3 separate regions of the Homo sapiens genome follow, and all the other regions are linked to region 2. Evidence: read pairs that join two places in POLR2A ChIA-PET (ENCODE). Cell type or tissue: GM12878. All regions are shown on one strand. Links, peaks and the distances in the headings refer to the core of each region. The heading gives the core; the rest is flanking DNA. Region 1 overlaps NUP210L (nucleoporin 210 like). Region 2 overlaps GATAD2B (GATA zinc finger domain containing 2B). Region 3 has its middle 18 kb from the start of IL6R.

The links. ChIA-PET counts read pairs that join two places held together with the same protein. Peaks named below come from ENCODE experiments on the same cell type or tissue, not always from the same donor. Only the 100,000 strongest peaks of a DNase experiment are listed, where the experiment ranks them.
Region 1: POLR2A ChIA-PET joins it to region 2 with 6 read pairs; 2 of 35 experiments call an interaction of 5 or more read pairs at or near these places.
Region 3: POLR2A ChIA-PET joins it to region 2 with 5 read pairs; 1 of 35 experiments calls an interaction of 5 or more read pairs at or near these places.

What each region holds. Positions count from the first base shown.
Region 1 is chr1:154,033,847-154,041,762 of GRCh38, reverse strand. All of the region lies in intron 27 of NUP210L (nucleoporin 210 like), which reads left to right. It also overlaps the pseudogene RNU6-179P. Among named protein-coding and RNA genes, the nearest start is that of RPS27, 47 kb to the right of the region's middle. RefSeq lists a silencer at 3,351-3,572. In GM12878, for the core only: no CTCF peak of the experiment used is centred there; no DNase peak of the experiment used is centred there.
Region 2 is chr1:153,839,427-153,844,426 of GRCh38, reverse strand. All of the region lies in intron 1 of GATAD2B (GATA zinc finger domain containing 2B), which reads left to right. Among named protein-coding and RNA genes, the nearest start is that of SLC27A3, 67 kb to the right of the region's middle. In GM12878, for the core only: no CTCF peak of the experiment used is centred there; a DNase peak (open chromatin) is centred at 2,166; H3K4me3 peaks cover 959 bases; H3K27ac peaks cover 3,913 bases.
Region 3 is chr1:154,384,080-154,391,504 of GRCh38, reverse strand. No RefSeq gene overlaps it. Among named protein-coding and RNA genes, the nearest start is that of IL6R, 18 kb to the left of the region's middle. RefSeq lists an enhancer at 4,552-4,761. In GM12878, for the core only: no CTCF peak of the experiment used is centred there; a DNase peak (open chromatin) is centred at 4,691.

The DNA of each region.
Region 1 (7,916 bases), core at 1,766-6,765, 200 kb before region 2:
ATTATCAGAAGTCTATCAAGTTCTAATCCTCGCTATCCAGTCTAGCCTGTAATGATAAGAGAGGCAAGTGGGAAGATGGTCAGCCAGTTTTTTTTTCTTTTCTTTTCTTTTTTTTTTTCTCTAGTTTTCATTTAATGTATTTCTGTGTGGGCTGGGCGCAGTGGTTCACACCTGGAGGCCGAGGCAGGTGGATCACTTGAGGTCAGGAATTCTAGACCAGCCTGGCCAACATGGTGAAACGCCGTCTCTACTACAAATAAAAAAATTAACCAGGTGCGGTGGCACATGCTTGTAATTCCAGCTACTCAGGTGGCTGAGGCATGAGAATCACTTGAACTTGGTAGACAGAGGTTGTAGTGGGCTGAGATTGCACCACTGTACTCCAGCCTGAGTGACAGAGACTCTGTCACACAAAATAAATAAATAAATACATAAATACATAAACAAACAAAATTGGTTCAGACAGTAGAAACTGGGATAGGAGAGAAGTAGGGCAAAGGCCAGGCTCGGTGGCTCACGCCTGTTACCCCAGCATTTTGGGAGGCTGAGGTGAGAGGATCACTTGAGCCCACGAGTTTGAGACCAGCCTGGATAACATAATGAGACCCCATCTGTTAAAAAAGTTTTAAAATTAGGTAGGTGTGGTGGCACACACCTGTAGTCTCAGCTACTTGGGACACTGAGGCAGGAGGATCACTTGAGCCCAGGAGGTTGAGTTTGCAGTAAGCTGCGTTTGCACCACGGCACTCCAGCCTGGAAGACAAAGTGAGACCCTGTCTCTCAAAAAAAGGCACAAAAAGGAAACTGCTTCCACCATTTCCATTCTTCTTTCATAAAAAAATTTGACTTTGAGGTAACATAAGAAAGAATCTGGCTGGGCGCGGTGGCTCACGCCTGTAATCCCAGCACTTTGGGAGGCCGAGGCGGGCGGATCACGAGGTCAGGAGATCAAGACCATCTTGGCTAACATGGTGAAACCCCACCTCTAGTAAAAACAATAAAAAAAAATTTAGCCGGGAATGGTGGCGGGCGCCTGTAGTCCCAGCTACTTGGGAGGCTGAGGCGGGAGAATGGCGTGAACCTGGGAGGCAGAGCTTGCAGTGAGCCAAGATCACGCCACTGCACTCCAGCCTGGGCGACAGAGTGAGACTCCATCTCAAAAAAAAAAAAAGAAAGAAAGAATCTTAGGGAGGCTTGCCAGAATTAATTGAACACTACAAACAGAGGTTACTTTAGGGGTAATTATGCTGCTGGGACTATGAAAAGAAATCACTACGAAAACAATCTCTTGTACACTATTTCTCCTCCTCCTTCTCTTCTGCTCCTCCTCCTTCTTCTTCCTTCTTTCTCCTTTATTCTTTCTTTTTTCTTCTTTTCTTCTTTTTTTTTTGATACAAGGTCTTATTATATTGCCCAGGATGATCTCAAACTTCTAGGCTCAAGCGATCCTCCTGCCTCAGCATCACAAGCAGCTGGGATTACAGGGTGTACCACTACACCCAGCTCCTCTAGTTCTTTTAGAAAGCTATTTCCAACATACATTTTCCTTATTGTTACAACAAACAAGGAAAGATTAGCCAGGCATCATGGCACATGCCTGTTGTTCCAGCTACTTGGGAAGCTAAGGCAGGAGGATCATTTGAGACTAGGAGTTCCAGGCTGCAGTGACCTATGACTGTACCACTGCACTTCAGCCTGAGTGATAGATAGAGCGAGATCCCGTTTCTAAAAAAAATAGTAGTGCTCACTTTGGCAACATACCTACTAAAATTGGAATGATACAGAGAAGATTAGCATGTCCCTTGCGCAAGGATGACCTGCAAATTCGTTAAGTGTTCTATTTAAGAGGTAGAGATAGAGAAATCAGGGTAGAAAGTTTATTCAAAGGGATAATAACAGAGAACTTCCCAAACCTAGAGAAAGATATCAATATTCCAATGTAAGAAGGTTATAGAACACCAAGCAGATTTAACCCAAGTAAGGCTACCTCAAGACATTCAATAATCAAACTCCCAAAGGTCAAGTATAAAGAAAGGATCCTAAAGCAGAAGAAAAGAAACAATATACAAAGGAGCTCAAATATGTCTGGCAGATGACTTCTCAGTGGGAATCTGATAGGCCAAGAGAGAGTGGCATGACATATTTAAAGTGCTGAAGGAAAAAACTTTTATTCTAGAATAGTATATCCAGTGAAGTTATCCTTCAAAGGAGAAATAAAGAGTTTCCAGGCCAGGTGCGGTGGCTCACGCCTGTAATCCCAGCACTTTGGGAGGCCGAGGCAGGTGGATTGTCTGAGGTCAGGAGTTCGAGACCAGCCTAGCCAACATGGTGAAACCCCCCGTCTCTACTAAAACTACAAAAATTAGCTGGGTGTGGTGGCAGGCACCTGTAATCCCAGCTAGTCAGGAGGCTGAGGCAGGAGAATCGCTTGAACTCGGGAGGCGGAGGTTGTAGTGAGCTGAGATCACACTATTGCACTCCAGCCTGGGCAACAGGGCAAGACTCCATCTAAAAAAAAAAAAAAAAAGTTTCCCAGAAAAACAAAAGCTGAGGGATTTCATCAATACCAGACCTGTCCTACAAGAAATGCTAGTGGGAATACTACAATCTGAAAGAAAAGGACATTAATGGGCAGTAAGAAATCATCTGAAGATACAAAACTCACTGGTAATAGTAAGTACACAGAAAACCACAGAATATTATAACGCTGTAATTGTGGTGTATAAACTACTCGTATCTTGAGTAGAAAGACTAAAAGATGAACCTACTAAAAATAACTACAAATTTTCAAGACAAAGACAATATAATAAGATATAATAGAAATGACAAAAAGTTAAAAAACAGGAGAGATAAAGTGCAGAGTTTTTATTAGTTTTCCCTTTCCTGTTTGTTAGTTTGTGTGTTTACGCAACCAGTGTTAAGTGTCATCAGTTTAAAGTAACAGGTTATAAGATGTTATTTGCAAGCATTATTGTAACCTCAAATCAAAAAAACCTACAACAAGCCAGGCACGTTGGCTCACACCTATAATCCCAGCACTTTGGGAGGTTGAGGCAGGTGGATTGCTTGAGCTCAGGAGTTCAAGTCCAGGCTAGGCAACATGAAAAAACCCTGTGTCTGCTGGGCATGGTGGCTTACGCCTGTAACCCTAGTACTTTGGGAGGCCAAGGCAGGCAGGTCACCTGAGGTCAGGAGTTTGAGACCAGCCTGACCAACATGGTGAAACCCCGTCTCTACTAAAAAAATACAAAAATTAGCCAGGCATGGTGGTGCATTCCTGTAATCCCAGCTACTTAGGAGGCTGAGGCAGGAGAATCGCTTGAACCTGGGAGGCAGAGGTTGCAGTGAGCTGAAATTGTGCCATTGCATTCTGGCCTGGGCAACAAAAGCGAAACTCCATCTCAAAAATAAAAAAAAAAAAAAAAGAAAAAGAAAAAACCCTGTCTCTACAAAAATACAAAAATTGACTGGGCATGGTGGTGTGCACTTCTAGTCCCAGCTACTCAGGAGGCTGAGGTGGGAGGATCTCTTGAGCCTGGGAGGCAGAAGTCACAGTGAGCCCAGATTGCACCACTGTAATCCAACCTGGGCAACATAGCAAGACCCTGTCTCAAAAGATAAAATAAACCAAAACAGATAAACAAAAATAAAATGCAAGAAATTAAAACATACCACTGGAGAAAATCACCTTCACAAAAAGGAAAACAGGAAGGAAGGAAAGAAGGAAGAGAAGACCACAAAACAACCAGAAAACGAATAACAAAATGGCAGGAAAAGTTCTTATTTATCAATAATAACATTGCATGTAAATGGACTAAATGCTCCAATTTAAAAGACATAGAGTGGCTGGGCATGGTGGCTCATGCCTGTAATCCCAGCACTTTGGGAAGGCCGAGTTGGGTGGATCACTTGAGGCCAGGAGTTCGAGACAAGCCTTGCCAACATGGTGAAACCCTGTCTTCACTAAAAATACAACAATTAGCTGGAAATCGCTTGAACCCAGGAGGTGGAGGCTGCAGTGAGCTGAGATCACGCCACTGCACTCCAGCCTGGGCGAGGAGCAAGTCTCCATCTCAAAAAATAAAATAAAATAAAATAAAATAAAAGACATAGAGTGGCTGAAAGGATTTAAAAAATAAATAAATAAGATCCAACAATCTGTTGCCTACAATAAACACACTTCACCTATAAAGACACACATAGACTGAAAATAAAGAGATGGAAAAAGATATTTCATGTTAATGGGCACCAAAAAAGAGCAGGAATGGTTATATTTACATTAGACAAAATAGATTTCAAGACAAAAACTATAGAAAGAGATGAAGGTCATTATATAATGATAAAGGGGTCAATTCAGCAAGAGGACATAACAATTATAAATATATATGCACCCAATACTGGAGTACCCAGATATATAAAGCAAATAATATTAGAGTTTAAGAGAGAGGCAGACCCCACAACATTAACTGGAGACTTCAATAACCCACTTTCAGCATTGGACAGGTCATCCAGACAGAAAATCAACAAAGAAACTTCGGACTTACTCTGCACTATAGACCAAATGGATCTAATAGATATTTACAGAACTTCTATTCAACAGCTGCAGAATACACATTCATCTACTCAGCACGTGGCTCATTCTCAAGAATAGACAATATGACAGGCCACAAAACAAGTTTTTAAAAATTAAAAAAATTTTGGCCAGTCATTGTGGCTCTTGCTTGTAATTCCCAGCACTTTGGGAGGCCAGGGTGGGCAGATTGTTTGAGCTCAGTAGTTTGAGACCAGCCTGGGCAACATGTCAAAACCGCATTTCTTCAAAAAGTACAAAAATTAGCTGGGTGTGGTGGCATGCACCTGTAGTCCAAGCTACTCAGGAGGCTGAGGTGGGAGGATGGCTTGACCCCAAGAGGCAGAGGTTGTTGCAGTGAGCCAAGATTGCACCACTGCACTCTAGCGTAGGTGACAGAGTGAGACCCTGTCTCAAAAGAAAAAAAAAGTCCAAAAAATTCAAGCCAGCAGTGAGCTATAATGGTGCCCCTGCACTCCAGCCTGAGCAACAAAGCGAGACCCTGTCTCTTAAAAATATGTATGTTCTGGCTGGGCACGGTAGCTCATGCCTGTAATCCCAGCACTTTGGGAGGCCAAGGTGGGTGGATCACTTGAGGTCAGGAGTTTGAGACCAGCTTGGCCAACATGGTGAAACCCCATCTCTACTAAAAATACAAAAATTAGCTGGGCACGGTGGTGGGCACCTGTAATCCCAGCTACTCAGGAGGCTGAGGTAGGAGACTTGCTTGAATCCAGGAAGCAGAGGTTGCAGTGAGCCAAGATCACACCATTGCACTCCAGCCTGGGCAACAAGAGTGAAACTCCAAAAAAAAAAAAAAAAAAAAGTTATACACACACACACACACACACACACACACACACACACACACACACACATGTTCCAACTGTCCTATACATTAAATAAATAAATTTTTTAATTAATTAAAAACACTGAAATTATATCAAGTGTTTTTTCTGACCACAATGGAATAAAACTAGAAATTAGTAACGAGGAATTTTGGAAACTATACAAACACAGGGTAATTAAACAATATGCTCCTGAATGACCAGTGGGTCAATGAATAAATTAAGAATTTAAATTTCTTGAAACAAATGAAAATGGAAACACAACAAAACCTATGAGATACAGTGAAAGCAGTACTAAGAAAAAAGTTCATAGGCCAGGCGCGGTGGCTCACGCCTGTAATCCCAGCACTTTGGGAGGCCGAGGCCGGTGGATCACGAGGTCAGGAGTTCAAGACCAGCCTGGCCAAGATGGTGAAACCCTGTCTCTACTAAAAATACAAAAAATTAGCCAGGCGCGGTGGCAGGTACCTGTAATCTCAGCTACTTGGAAGGCTGAGGCAGGAGAATTGCTTGAACTTGAAAGGCGGAGGTTGCAATGAGCCGAGATCATGCCACTGCACTCCAGCCTGGGTGACAAAGTAAGACTCCATCCCCCCAAAAAAGAAAAAAGAAAGAAAAAAGTTGATACCAAAGAGTGCCTACATCAAAAAAAAGTAGAGGCCGGTCACCTGTAATCCCAGCACTTTAGGAGGCCCAGGTGGGCAGATCACTTGAAGTCAGGAGTTCGAGACCAGTGTGGCCAACATGGTGAAACCCCGTCTCCACTAAAAATACAAAAAATTAGCTGGGCGTGGTGGCAAGTGCCCGTAATCCCAGACACTCGGCAGGCTGAGGCAGGAGAATCGCTTGAACCCGGGAGGTGGAGGTTGCAGTGATCCAAGATCGCGCCATTGCACTCCAGCCTGGGCAGCAAGAGTGAAACTCCATCTCAAAAAAAAAAAAGTAGAAAAAATTAAAATAAAAAGCCTAATGAAGCATCTTAAAGAACGAGAAAAGCAAGAGCAAACCATACCCAGAATTAGTAGAGGAAAAGAAATAATAAATATCAGAACAAATAAATGAAATTGAAATGAAAAAGAATACAAAAGATCAACAAAACAAAAAGTCATTTTTTAAAAAGATAAACAAAATTGACAAACCTTTAGACAGACTAAGAAAAAGAGAAGACCAAAATAAATAAAATCAGCGGTGGAAAAAGAGACATTGGCTGGGCGTGGTGGCTCACGCCTGTAATCCCAGCACTTTGGGAGGCCGAGGCAGGTAGATCACAAGGTCAGGAGTTTGAGACCAGCCTGACCAACATGGTGAAACCCCGTCTCTACTAAAAATACAAAAATTAGCCAGGCATGGTGGTACACACCTGTAATCCTAGCTACTCAGGAGGCTGAGGCAGGAGAATCACTTGAACCTGGGAGGCAGAGGTTGCAATGAGTCAAGATTGTGCCACTGCACTCCAGCCTGGGCAACAGAGCAAGATTCCATCTCAAAAAAAAAAAAAAAAGAGAGAGAGAGAGAGACATTACAACCAATACCACAGAAATTCAAAGGATCATTAAGGCTGCTATGAGCCAATAAATTGGAAAACCTAGAAGAAATAGATAAATTCCTAGATACATACAATCTACCAAGATTTAACCATGAAGAAATCCAAAACCTGAACAGACCAATAACAAGTAATGAGATCAACACCATGATGAAAAGTCTCCCAGCAAAGCAGTCTGGGCACAGTGGCTCACTCCTGTAATCCCAGCACTTTGGGAGGCCAAGGCAGGTGGATCACTTGAGGTCAGGAGTTCCAGACCAGCCTGGCCAACATGAAGAAACCCCATCTCTACGAAAAATACAAAAATTAGCTGGGCATGGTGGTGGGCACCTCTAATTCCAGCTACTCGGGAGGCTGAAGCAGGAGAATCACTTGAACCAGGAGGCAGAGGTTGCAGTGAGCCAAGATCATGCCACTGCACTCCAGCCTGGGTGACAGAGTGAGACTCCATCTCAAAAAAAGAAAAAAGTCTCCTACCAAGGCAAAGCCCAGGACCTAATGGTCTCATTGCTGTATTTTACCAAACATTTAAAGGAGAACTAATACCAATCCTACTCAAACTATTCTGAAAAATAGAGGAGGAGAGAGTACAACTAAACTCATTCTATGAGGCCAGTATTACCCTGATAACAAAAACAGGCAAAGACCTATCAAAAAAAGAAAACTAAAGGCTAAGATCTCTGATGAACATTGATGCAAAAACCCTCATGAAAATACTAGCAAACTGAATTTAACAACACATTAAAAAGATTATTCATGGCCAGGCATGAAAATTGCTTGAACCCAGGAGGCAGAGGTTGCAGTGAGCTGAGATCATGCCATTGAACTCCAGCATGGGGGACAGAGCTAGACACCATCTCAAAAAAATAAATAAATAAAATAAATGAAGAAGACACACAAAAAATGGAAAGATATCCCATGTTCATGGATTGGAAGAATCAATATTGTTAAAATA
Region 2 (5,000 bases), core at 1-5,000:
TTTTTATAATTTGTTAGGCCAGTACTTAAACTAAGCAGTACTTAGTTTAGGGCTAAAAATTCCCTAGTGCTAAGGTAGGACTTTCCTGTGCACTCTACCCGATACCCCATAAATTGAGTTTTTCTAATCTGGCTACTAAGAACAGGCACTATTCCTGGCCCCATGTGAGTTCTGGGTAGTGCTTGCTCCATTCCTTTCATATGTTTTTTTTTCCCCCAGTCTTGGATAGTTTCCTCAGTCACATGTGCTGATCAGCACTCTGATATCCTCAGTATTTGAGGGGATCATTTTGCAGATCTCTGGGCTTCTGAGACTTTCTCTGCAGCTTTCTCTGCTGTGATACTCTGTCCTTTGAAATCTGGCTGCCATTATCTCATTATGTTCTCTGCTCCATCTCTTCAACTCAGGAGTTTCTCAGGCTGTGCCTCAATCTCCCTCCCCTCCTGCATCATGTCCTGGAAACTCTCTTAAGGCAATAAGCCAGGCCAGTTGTAGAGCTCACTTCATTTGCTTCTTGTCACTCTGGGATCACTGTCCATTGTTGCCTGATGTCCATTGTTTTCAAAACCCTTGTTTTTATGGTTTTTGTTTGGGTTTTTTTTTTTTTTTTTTGGTGGTGGTGGTGGTTCTTTTAGGTGAGAGGGTAAATCTCTGGTCTCTGTTGAATCATCTTGACCAGAAGTGGAAATTGCAGCATTGGTTTTAACATCAACAAATTGATCCCTAAATGTTGAGGTGGAGAATGGATAACTAATTGTATATTCCTGCTGTGGGATTCTACACAGCAGTTAAAACAAATGAAGTAGAGCTTTATGCAGTTACTTGGACAAATTTTAAATATAAAAAATTGAAGGCTGGGCATGGTGCCTCATACCTGTAATCCTGGTGCTTTGGGAAGCCAAGGCAGGAGGATCGTGTGAGGCCAGGAGTTCAAGACTAACCTGGGCAACATGACAAAACCCCATCTTTACAAATAACTTTTTTTTTTGTAAATGTCGCTTCTCCTCTAGTGGCTGAGGTAGGAGGGTGCAATGAGGCCAGGAATTTGAGGCTGCAGATTGCTAAGATGGTGCCTGTGAATAGCCACTGCACTCCAGCCTGGGTAACATAGTGAGACCCCATATATTAGCCAAGTGTGGTGGTGTGCACCTGTAGTCCTAGCTGCTTGGGAGGCTGAGGTGGGAGGATTGCTTGAGCCCAGGAGGTCAAGGTTACAGTGAGACATGATCACACCACTGCATTCCAGCCTGGGCAACAGAGTGAGATACTGTCTCTTAAAAAAAAAAATGCCAGGCACAGTGGCAAAAATTAGCCTGGCATGGCAGCGTGAGCCTATAATCCTAGCTACTTGGGAGGCTGAGGCGGGAGGATCACTTGAGCCCAGGAAGCGGAGGTTGCAGTGAGCCGACATGGTCCACTGCACTCCAGCCTGGGCGACAGCGAGACTCTGTCTCAAAAAAAAAAAAAAAAAAGGCTGGGCGAGGTGGCTCACGCCTGTAATCCCAGCACTTTGGGAGGCCGAGGCGGGCAGATCACCTGAGGTCAGGAGTTTAAGACCACCCTGACCAACATGGTGAAACCCTGTCTCTACTAAAAATACAAAAAAATTAGCCAGGAGTGGTGGCAGGCGCCTGTAATCCCAGCTACTCCGGAGGTTGAGGTAGGAGAATTGCTTGAACCCGGGAGGCGGAGGCTGCAGTGAGCCGAGATTGTGCCATTGCACTCCAGCCTGGGCAACGAGTGAAACTCCATCTCATACATACATACATACATACATACATAAAATTTTAAAAAACAAAAGCAAAAACAATATTGGAAAGAAAAATGAAGAACAGTACAGAAGTGATAATTTCTAAAAATATACAAACTATGCTATATATTATTAATGATTACATGTATATGCAATAAACTTATTTAATATTTATGAGAATGGAAACAACATCTGAAGGAGGAGAGAGGGCGAGAAAGGGTTGAGAGTGAAGTTACACAGTGCTTCAGATTTATCTAATGTTTTGTCTCACTAAAAATAGGAGACCACATAGATGACTAACAACTAGTATCTAAAATACATAAAGAACTCTCAAAACTCAACAGTAAAAAGGAACAGCAAAGAGCTCGGTTAGGAAATGAGCAAAAGACATGAACAGAAGTTTCACAGAAGAGAATTACAGATGGCAAATAAACATGTAAAAAGAACATCATTAGCCATTAGGGAAATGAAAATTGAAACCACAATGAAATATTACCACACACCTATCCAAATGGCTTAAGTAAGAAATAATGACACCAGCCAGGTGCAGTGGCACACACTTCAAGTCGCTTCTCCTCTAGTGGCTGAGGTAGGAGGATGGAATGAGGCCAGGAATTTGAGGCTGCAGATTGTTAAGATGGTGCCTATGAATAGCCACTGCACTCCAGCCTGGGTAACATAGTGAGACCCCATCTATTAAATAACAGTAATAAAAATGACACCACCAAATGCTGGTGAGGGTGTGAAAAACCTGGATTTCTCATACATTGCATCTGGGAATATATGATGGTATAGCTACTCTGGAAAACAGATTGGCAGTTTCTTATAAAACCGAACATTCACTTACCATATGACTCAGCAGTTGCACACTTAGGCATTTATCCCAGATAAATGAAAACTTTTCTACAAAAACTTTCCCATGAATGTTCATAGCAGCTGTATTCCTAATAGCCAAAAACGGAAAACAACTCAGATGTCCTTCAGTGAGTAAATAAACCATGGTACATCCATACCATGGAATACTACTCAGCAATAAAAAGGAATAAACTGTTGGTACTTGCAGCCACTTCGATGAATCTCAGTGAAATTATCCTAAGTGAAAAAGGCCAGTCCTAAAAGTTACATACTCTATGATTCCAACTTTATAATAGTTTGAAAAGCAAACATTTTAGAAATGGAGAACAGATTAGTGGCTTCTAGGAGTTAGGAATGAATGTGGCAGGAGATGGGAGGGGATAGGGTAGATGTTGTTATAAAACAGTTAACACGAGGGCTCCTTGAGGTGATGGAACGGTGCTGTTTCTTAACTGTGATGATGGATACATGAACTTACAAATGTGACAAAATTGTGTAGAACTAAGTACATACAAATGAATACTAATAAAATGGGAAATCTGAAGATCTGCTTATTGTATCAATGTTGATATCCTGCTGGTGATATGGTACTATAGTTTTGCAAGATGTTACCATTGGGGGAAACTAGATAAAGGGTACATGAGATCTTCTTTATCTCCATCTTTTTTTTTCTTTTTTTCTTTTTTTTTTTTTTTTTGAGACGGAGTCTTCCTCTGTCACCCAGGCTGGAGTGCAGTGGCCTGATCTCGGTTCACTGCAACCTCGGCCTCCTGGGTTCACGCCATTCTCCTGCTTCAGCTTCCTGAGTAGCTCAGACTACAGGCACATGCCACCACGCCCGGCTAACTTTTTCTATTTTTAGTAGAGACGGGGTTTCACCGTGTCAGCCAGGATGGTCTTGATCGCCTGACCACATGATCCGCTCTCCTCGGCCTCCCAGAGTGCTGGGATTACAGGCGTGAGCCACCGTGCCCGGCCTATCTCCATCTTTGAAATATTTTATAATAAGAACAATCTCTTCAGTGTGCACAGTAAAATTCTCTGTGACCATTTGAGACAAATCAGAAAAAATAGTGGAAACATAAAAATGAAAATTTTCTGCTTATTAATATTTACTTCAAAGTTTTTAGATTTTAAAAAGATAAACTAGAACTTATGAAAGTATTTTTTTAAGAATGTATTTTCGGCTGGGCCCAGTGGCTCACACCTGTAGTCTCAGCACTTTGGGAGGCTGAGGCGGGTGGATCACCTGAGGTCGGGAGTTCGAGACCAGCTTCACCAACACAGAGAAACCCTGTCTCTACTAAAAATACAAAATTAGCTAGGCGTGGTGGCGCATGCCTGTAATCCTAGCTACTCGGGAGGCTGAGGCAGGAGAATTGCTTGAACCCAGGAGGCGGAGGTTGCGGTGAGCCGAGATCGCGCCATTGCACTCCAGCCTGGGCAACAAGAGCAAAACTCCACCTAAAAAAAAAATAAGTATTTTCAGCAGGGCGCAGTGGCTCATGCCTGTAACCCCAGCACTTTGGGAGGCCGAGGCAGGTGGATCACCTGAGGTCAGGAGTTCAAGACCAGCCTGGACAACATGGTGAAACCCCCGTCTCTACTAAAAATACAAAAAATTAGCCGGGCGTGATGGCAGGTGCCTGTAATCCCAGCTACTCAGGAGGCTGAGGCAGGAGAATCGCTTGAACCTGGGAGGCGGAGGTAGCAGTGAGACAAGATCGTGCCATTGCACTCCAGCCTGGGCAACAAGAGTGAGACTCCGTCTCAAAAAAAAAAAAAAAAAAAAAAAGAAAGTATTTTCATTTCTACTTAGGATTTTAAAACCAAAACAGCTTTTTGTTTGAGACAGAATCTCGCTTTGTCGCCAGGTCTAGGGTGCAATGGCATGATCTCAGCTCACTGCAACCTCTGCCTCCCAGGTTCAAGTGATTCTCCTGCCTCAGCCTCCCAACCAGCTGGGATTACAGGCACGCACCTGCCACCAGCCCAGCTAATTTTTTGTGTTTTTAGTAGAGATGGGGTCTCACCATGTTAGTCAGGCTGGTTTCAAACTCCTAACCTCAAGTGATCTGCCTGCTTTGGCCTCCCAAAATGCTGGGATTACAGGTGTGAGCCACTGCACCCAGCCTTCAAAACAGTTTTTTAAACTTACTTTTTATGTGTTAAATACTAGGACTGTTGTCTCCTTCATTATAAATACTGATAACTTTTCATAAGTAACATAACCATCTTATGATCTTTTAGACTATTACTACTTTAAACTTTTAAGTTACATTATATAACTATAGGCTTCACTTTCATCATTTTTGAGAATTAGAGGTTTTCCAACCTAGCTAACAATTTAGATTTTTCTGTTCTCTGATGTGATGGAAGAACAAAGAACAAATAT
Region 3 (7,425 bases), core at 2,426-7,425, 540 kb before region 2:
TCATGCCTGTAATCCTAGCATTCTGGGAGGCAGAGGCAAGATGATTGCTTGAAGCTAGGAGTTTGAGAAAAGGCTGGGCAATGTGGCAAGACCCCATTTCTACAAAAAATTTTAAATTGCTGGGTGTGATGTCTCACAACTGCAATCCCAGCACTTTGGGAGACCCACGTGGGAAGGTTGTTTAAGCCCAAGAGTTCATGACAAGCCTGGGCAAGATAGCGAGACCTGTCTCTACTAAACAATTAGCCAGGCGTGGTGGTACGTGCCTGTAATCGCAGCTACTCTGGAGGCTGAGGCACAAGAATCTCTCGAACCCAGAAGGTAGAGTGTTGTCACTGCATTCCAGCCTGGGCAACGGAACAAGACTCTGTCTAAAAAAAAAAAAAAAAAAAAAAAATTAGCCAGGCGTGGTGGCACACCTACTCAAAAGGCTGAGGTGGGAGAATCGCTTGAGCCCAGGAGTTCAAGGCTATGATCAATTCATTGCACCCCAGCCTGGGTGACAGAGTGAGATCTTGTCTCAAAAAAAAAAAAAAAGTGTGAATTTCAGTGGGCCATGGCATACCTCAAACATTATTATGAGAGTTTCTGTAAGGATGTTTTAAGGGTAGCTTTTTTTTTTTTTTTTTTTTTTGAGACAGGGTCTCGCTTCGTCACCCAGGCTGGAGTACAGTGGCACCATCTTGGCTCACTGCAACTGCCGCCTCCTGGGTTCAAGCCATTCTCCTGTCTCAGCCTCCCAAGTAGCTGGGATTACAAGCGTTCGCCACCATGCCTGGCTAATTTTTGTATTATTAGTAGAGACGGGGTTTCACCATGTTGGCCAGGCTGGTCTCAAACTCCTGACCTCAAGTAATCCACCCACCTCTGCCTCCCAAAGTGCTGGGATTACAGGCATAAATCACCGCACCCAGCCTGTAAGGGTGTTTTTGGATGAGGTTAACATTTAGGCCAGGTGTGGTGGTTTACACCTGTAATCCCAGCAGTTTGGGAGGCTGAGATAGGTGGATCCCTTGAGCCCAGGAGTTCAAGATCTCGAGACCAGCCTGGGCAAAATGGCAAAACCACATCTCTACAAAAAAATACAGCAATTAGCCAGGCACGGTGGTATGCGCCTGTGGTTTCAGCTACCCAGGAGGCTGAGGTGGGAGGATCACCTGAGCCTGGGAGGTGGAGGTTGCAGTGAGCTGAGATCATGCCACTGCACTCCAGCCTGGGTGACAGAGTCCCTATCTCAAAAAAAAAAAAAAAATAAGAAAAAAAAGCTGGGCGCAGTGGTTCATGCCTGTAATCCCAGCACGTTGGGAGGCCAAGGCAGGCGGATCACCTGAAGTCAGGAGTTCCACACCAGCCTGGCCAACATGGTGAAAGATTTCTTTCTTTTTTTTTTTTTTTTTTGAGATGGAGTCTCGCTCTGTTGCCCAGGCTGGAGTGCAATGGCAAGATCCTGGCTCACTGTAACCTCCGCCTCCCGGGTTCAAGCAATTCTCCTGCCTCTGCCTCCTGAGTAGCTGGGATTACAGGTGTGTACCACCGCACCCAGCTAATTTTTGTATTTTTAGTAGAGATGGGGTTTCACCATGTTGGTCAGGCTGGTCTCGAACTCCTGACCTCATGATCTGCCTGCCTTGGCCCCCCAAAGTCCTGGGATTACAGCTGTGAGCCACCACGCCTGGCCAGTGAAACCACATTTCTACTAAAAATACAAAATTAGCTGGGAGTGGTGGTGGGTGCCTGTAATCCCAGCTACTTGGGAGGCTGAGGCAGGAGAATCACTTGAACCCAGGAAGTGGAGGTTACAGTGAGCTGAGATCGTGCCATTGCACTCTAACCTGGGCAACAGAGTGAGACCCTGTCCCAAATAAATAAATTAATAAATAATTTAAATTTTTTTTAAATAATTAAACTGAGTAAAGCACATTGTCCTCCCTAATGTGGATAGTTCTCATCCAATCAGTTGAAGGCCTGAATAGAGCATAAAGTCTGACTCTTCCCCGAGTAAGAATTCTTCCTGCCTGACTGCCTTTGAAACAGAGAACATTGGCTTTTTCCTACCTTTGAACTGAACATCAGCTCTTCCTGAGTGTCAAGACTTTCACCCTTCAGGCTGGAACTCCACCATCAGCTCTCCTAGGTTTCCAGCTTGCAGACTCACCCTACAGATCTTTGGATTTACCAGTAAAAAAAGCCTCCGTAATTGCACAAACCAATTCCTTTATATATATATAAAATATTACCTATTAATATAATATGTTTTATATAGTATATAGAGAGAAGATATATATTCTATATATACAGAAGATATGTATCTATAACATATAGATATGTATTTATATATAAGATGTATATTCTATATATACAGAAGATATATATTCTGTATATTCATACGTATATATAGAAGATAAATATATATTCTATTTCTCTGGAGAACCTTTACTAATACAGGTGGGCAGGAATGGAGGTGAGAAAAAAATGGCCATCATTAAAGTTTGAAAGTTCTCATTTAGTTTGAGGGCAGCAGACTCATAGTAGAGTTGACCTTCAGCTGGGCCTTAAAGGTATCATTTCTTTTTTTTGTTTGTTTAGATGGAGTCTCACTCTGTCGCCCAGGCTGGAGTCCAGTGGCGTGATCTCGGCTCACGGCAACCTCCATCCTCCCAGGTTCAAGCAATTCTCTGCCTCAGCCTCCCAAGTAGCTGGGATTACAGGCGCCACCACGCCCAGCTAAGTTTTTGTATTTTAAGTAGAGACGGGGTTTCACCATCTTGGCCAGGCTGGTCTTGAACTCCTGACCTTGTGATCCACCCGCCTCAGCCTCCCAAAGTGCTGGGATTACAGGCATGAGCCACCACACCCGGCCAAAGATATCATTTCTATAAGTAGAGATGGATGGATTGGAGAGGTGAGGGAGAAGATAGAGAAAACTCCAAGCAGAAGCAACAGTATGAGCAAAGACACAGGAAAATTCTGGCTGCATTCAAAAAATAAAGCATTACATTAGTACAGCACTTTATAGTTTACTGTTTCCACACACCCTATTGAGGCATCATATAGGAAGCAATAAAAATTGGGACTCAGACGGGTTTGGCCAAGATTGTGCCACTGCACTCCAGCCTGGGCGACAGAGCGAGGCTCTGTCTCAAAAAAAAAAGAAAAAAGAAAATTGGGACCTAATAGAGAATAAACTTCTCAAAGGACCCATGTACCTAGACCTCAGTTGCTATTTCCCACCCCTAAGCCCATGGTCTCTAGAGTTAAGTACAATCTACTCAGCCAGGTGCGGGGGCTCACGCCTGTAATCCCAGCACTTTGGGAAGCCGAGGCGGGCAGATCACCTGAGGTCTGGAGTTCAAGACCAGCCTGACCAACATGGTGAAACCCCGTCTCTACTAAAAATACAAAATTAGCCCGGCGTGGTGGCACATACCTGTAATCCCAGCTACTCAGGAGGCTGAGGCAGGAGTATCGCTTGAACCTGGGAGGCGGAGGTTACGGTGAGCCAAGATTGCACCATTGCACTCCATCCTGGGCAACAAGAGCAAAACTCCGTCTCAAAAAAAGAAAAAAGTACAATCTACTCAAACACTTACCAGTCTGGCCCCATGATGCCTTTTCTTCCTCTTTCTTCTGAGTCCTCTCTCAAATATACTGTGTTTCAGCCAAAGAAGATTTGAAAATTCCAGATGTACCCCAGGAACCAAAAAACCCTCTGGGTTTAGGTGACAACTGATGTAGCCAACTTGAAATACCCAAATCCTGGCCAGGCACAGTGGCTCACGCCTATAATCCCAGCACTCTAGGAGGCTGAGGCGGTGAATCATTTGAAGTCAGGAGTTCAAGACCAGCCTGGCCAACATGGTGAAACTCCCTCGCTACTAAAAATACAAAAATTAGCTGGGTGGGGTGGTGCATGCCTCTAGCTGCAGCTACTCGGGAGGCTGAGGCAGGAAAATCTCTTGAACCCGGGAGGTGGAGGTTGTAGTGAGCCAAGATCATGCCACTGCACTCCAGCCTGGGCGACAGAGCGAGACTATTGTCTCAAAAAAAACCAAAAAAACAAACAAAAAAAAAAAACAAAAAAGGCCAAATCCTAAATGACCAGCAGAGAAAACTGAGAAGCAACCCATCTATTCATAAAATCCTCAAAACGCTCATGAACTGGCAGCTCCAAGTACCTCTGGAACTGAGTTTGTGTGTCTCTGAGTGTGTGAGTGTGCAAACAAGGAGGACTGGTTGAAAGCTGTTTGAGAAGCACCCTTCATTACTGAGTAACTACCCCTCCCTCCCTCCCACAGAAATCTGCAAGCTTGTTCTCTGTACAGGATAAAACAGAGAGTCTCTGAACTGGGTGATACCAGGCACATTTGACAGCATGGCTATGGCTTGTAAACTCGGGAACTAAGGGACTGCGTATGCCAAATGCCCCAGGCTAAGACCCACAGCCCTCTGCCTCCTTTCGGGGGCCAGAACACTGGCAGGCTGGCCTGTTCCCTCCTAGAAGGAGATTCTTCTCTGGGTAACCTGACTGGCCCCAGACGAAAGACCTAAAGATCCAGACATGTGGGGACTCCCCCAGCAAACAGTCCCGTCCAGATGCCCACCATGTGAGCTTCCAATCAGCGCCTTCGTTCCCATGTCAGAGCTTTCTCTTTGCTACTCCCCACCCACGCTGCCTGGCCCTCTGCACTGGGGGTATTCCAGGAAGAGACCACATGAGCAATACCCCACACCCTCTGACTAGCAGTTGGTCTAGACAACGCAGAACCCGGAAGACCAGAGGGAGGAGGAGCGTGAGATCAAGATATCTGTTCCTCTGGTTCTTCTCTTAGAGGGTTCCTCTCTTAGGCTGCCTGTGTCTCTCAACCAAAGGTTATAGCTCTCCTATACTCTGTCTTTGTAAATGGCCATTTTGTAAAGAAATCCTCCTAAAATAATCCTAACTTGAGTAAACCATATGTTTACTGTAAGGACTTAACTGATATTTGCCTGTCTTATAAATAATCAGTCAAAGATCACCAGACAGCTGAAAAAAACCTCAGACATGGAAGATAAAAACAAATGAGCAAAAAGCAGACTGAAAAGCAATTTGCAGAAATAGTTTCTACACAGGAAGAAGAAAACTTCAAAAGAAAAATATCAAATAATACTTCAGAGAGGCCAGGCACAGTTGCTCACACCTGTAATTCCAGCACTTTGGGAGGCTGAGGTAGGTGGATCACCTAAGGTCAGGAGTTTGAGACCAGCCTGGTCAACATAGTGAAGCCTCGTCTCTACTAAAAATACAAAAATTACCCAGGCATGGTGGCGCGTGCCTGTAATCCCACCTACTCAGGAGGCTGAGGCAGGAGAATCGCTTGAACCTGGGAGGTGGAGTTTGCCGTGAGCCGAGATCGTGCCATTGCACTCTAGCCTGGACAACAAGAGCGAAACTCCGTCTCAAAAAAAAAAAAAAAAACAGGAGAACAGGAGGACACATGAGTTTGGAGCTTCATACAAACGTGTGGTCAATAACAGAACAGGCCTGTATTTACCTGTGTACAAAAACGCCTGTGTGTCTGCAGCTACAGACAACCTACTATGAAACCACTAATCATTTCCTCATTGCTTTCGGATTCAGGCTTCTCCTCCAGACATGCTTAGCTGTGGTTTAGGAGCTGCTACGCTTATGGGGTCTTTCCAGTGTCTTCCTAGCGCCTTCCTTTCCTCTCCCAACCCCTACGCCCTCTGCCCTCAGGGTTCCCAGGTTAAACAATCAAGATACACACTTCCGCCTCTAGGCACCACGCCCCATCCTCTTCCTGGAGCTCCACCCACAACAAGGTACTGAAGAGGAGGAAGTAGAGAGGAAGAACACTAGATTATTGAATAAATAACCTGAGAATTGAATAAATTGGAAGTTAGCCCTATTGTTAATCTTTGAACCATGGGAAATGGTAGCATGGGAAGAATGACCCCTAAAGCCACTGAGTTGGGGTGGGGCTGGCTCTCCTCCACTTAAAACCCCTCAGGGCTCTGGCTTATTCCCAGAATAAGGCTGAAATCCCTTCACCGAGAAAAGGGTTCTCCAGAAGTCACCCTGCTTTTCTCTCCTGCCTCATCTCTTGCCACTTTCTCCTTGTTATCTGGGCTCCAGCCACAATAAACAATGTTCTTGCAGACAAGAGCATTGACTTCATGTGGGCAAGTGTGGCTCTTGTCCCGGGCCTCATGGTTAGAGGGCCCTGAATTATTCACACATGTGCACACACACATTTAACACACACTGCTCCTCTGTCATTAGGGATCGGGTGCTTTTTGCTGACTTAGAGAAACCCCATGCCTGAAACCTACTCATCTGCTCTCAGGAGAGGTAGTAATTGTCACTGCTCATTGATAAACACTCCCTGTCTTCATTGGAGCAGGCCCAGGGGTTGTTGGGTTTAACTCCATCCCAAATTCCAGAGATGAGCCAGGTTGATGTAAGCTAGTCAGGGGATCTCCCTCCACCTGTCTCTTCCCTGTACCTACAAGCATGCACAAACAGGGCACAGCACTTCCCTGGTCAAAGGGCTTGGTTCGATTGAGGATAGAGCAGTGGATGGCACAGGAGACACCCCCCTCCCTTGCTCTGAATCAGGCAGAGTGTAGATGTGAGGCCTGGGAATGATAACAGCCATTTAGTTCCCCCAAGATAAGCCAGACTTGGAACATTGCCACTTGACACCCCCATTACCCAAAGACAACTGGAGATAGCTGAGCTAAAGCTCAAGCATCGTCATTTGGAGGTTGGTTGGTTCGTTTGTTTGTTTGTTTGTTTTGAGACAGGGTCTCTGTCACCTGGGCTGGAATGCAGTGGCATGATCTCGGCTCGCTGCAACCTCTGCCTCTCGGTTTCAAGCGATTCTCCTGCCTCAGCCTCCCCAGTAGCTGGGATTACAGGCGTGCACCACCATGCCCAGCTAATTTTTGTATTTTTAGTAGAGATGGAGTTTCACCATGTTGCCCAGGCTGGTCTTGAACTCCTGACCTCAAGTGATCTGCCTACCTCGGCCTCCAAAAGTGCTGGAATTACAGGCATGAGCCACAGTGCCACTGCACTCCAGTCTGGGCGATAGAGGGAGACTTTGTCTTAAAAAAGGGCCAGGTGCAGTGGCTCACTTCTGTAATCCCAGCACTTTGGGAGGCCGAGGCGGGCAGATCATCTGAGGTCAGGAGTTCGAGACCAACCTGGCCAACATTGTGAAACCCCATCTCTACTAAAAATACAAAAATTATCCAGGTGTAGTAGCTCACGCCTGTATTCCTAGCAACTCGGGAGGCTGAGTCATGAGAATCGCTTGAACCTGGGAGGCAGAGAATGCAGTGAGCCGAGATCACGCCATTGTACTCCAGCCTGGATGACAGAGCAAGACTCTGTCTCCAAAAAAAAAAAAAAAAAGAAAGAAA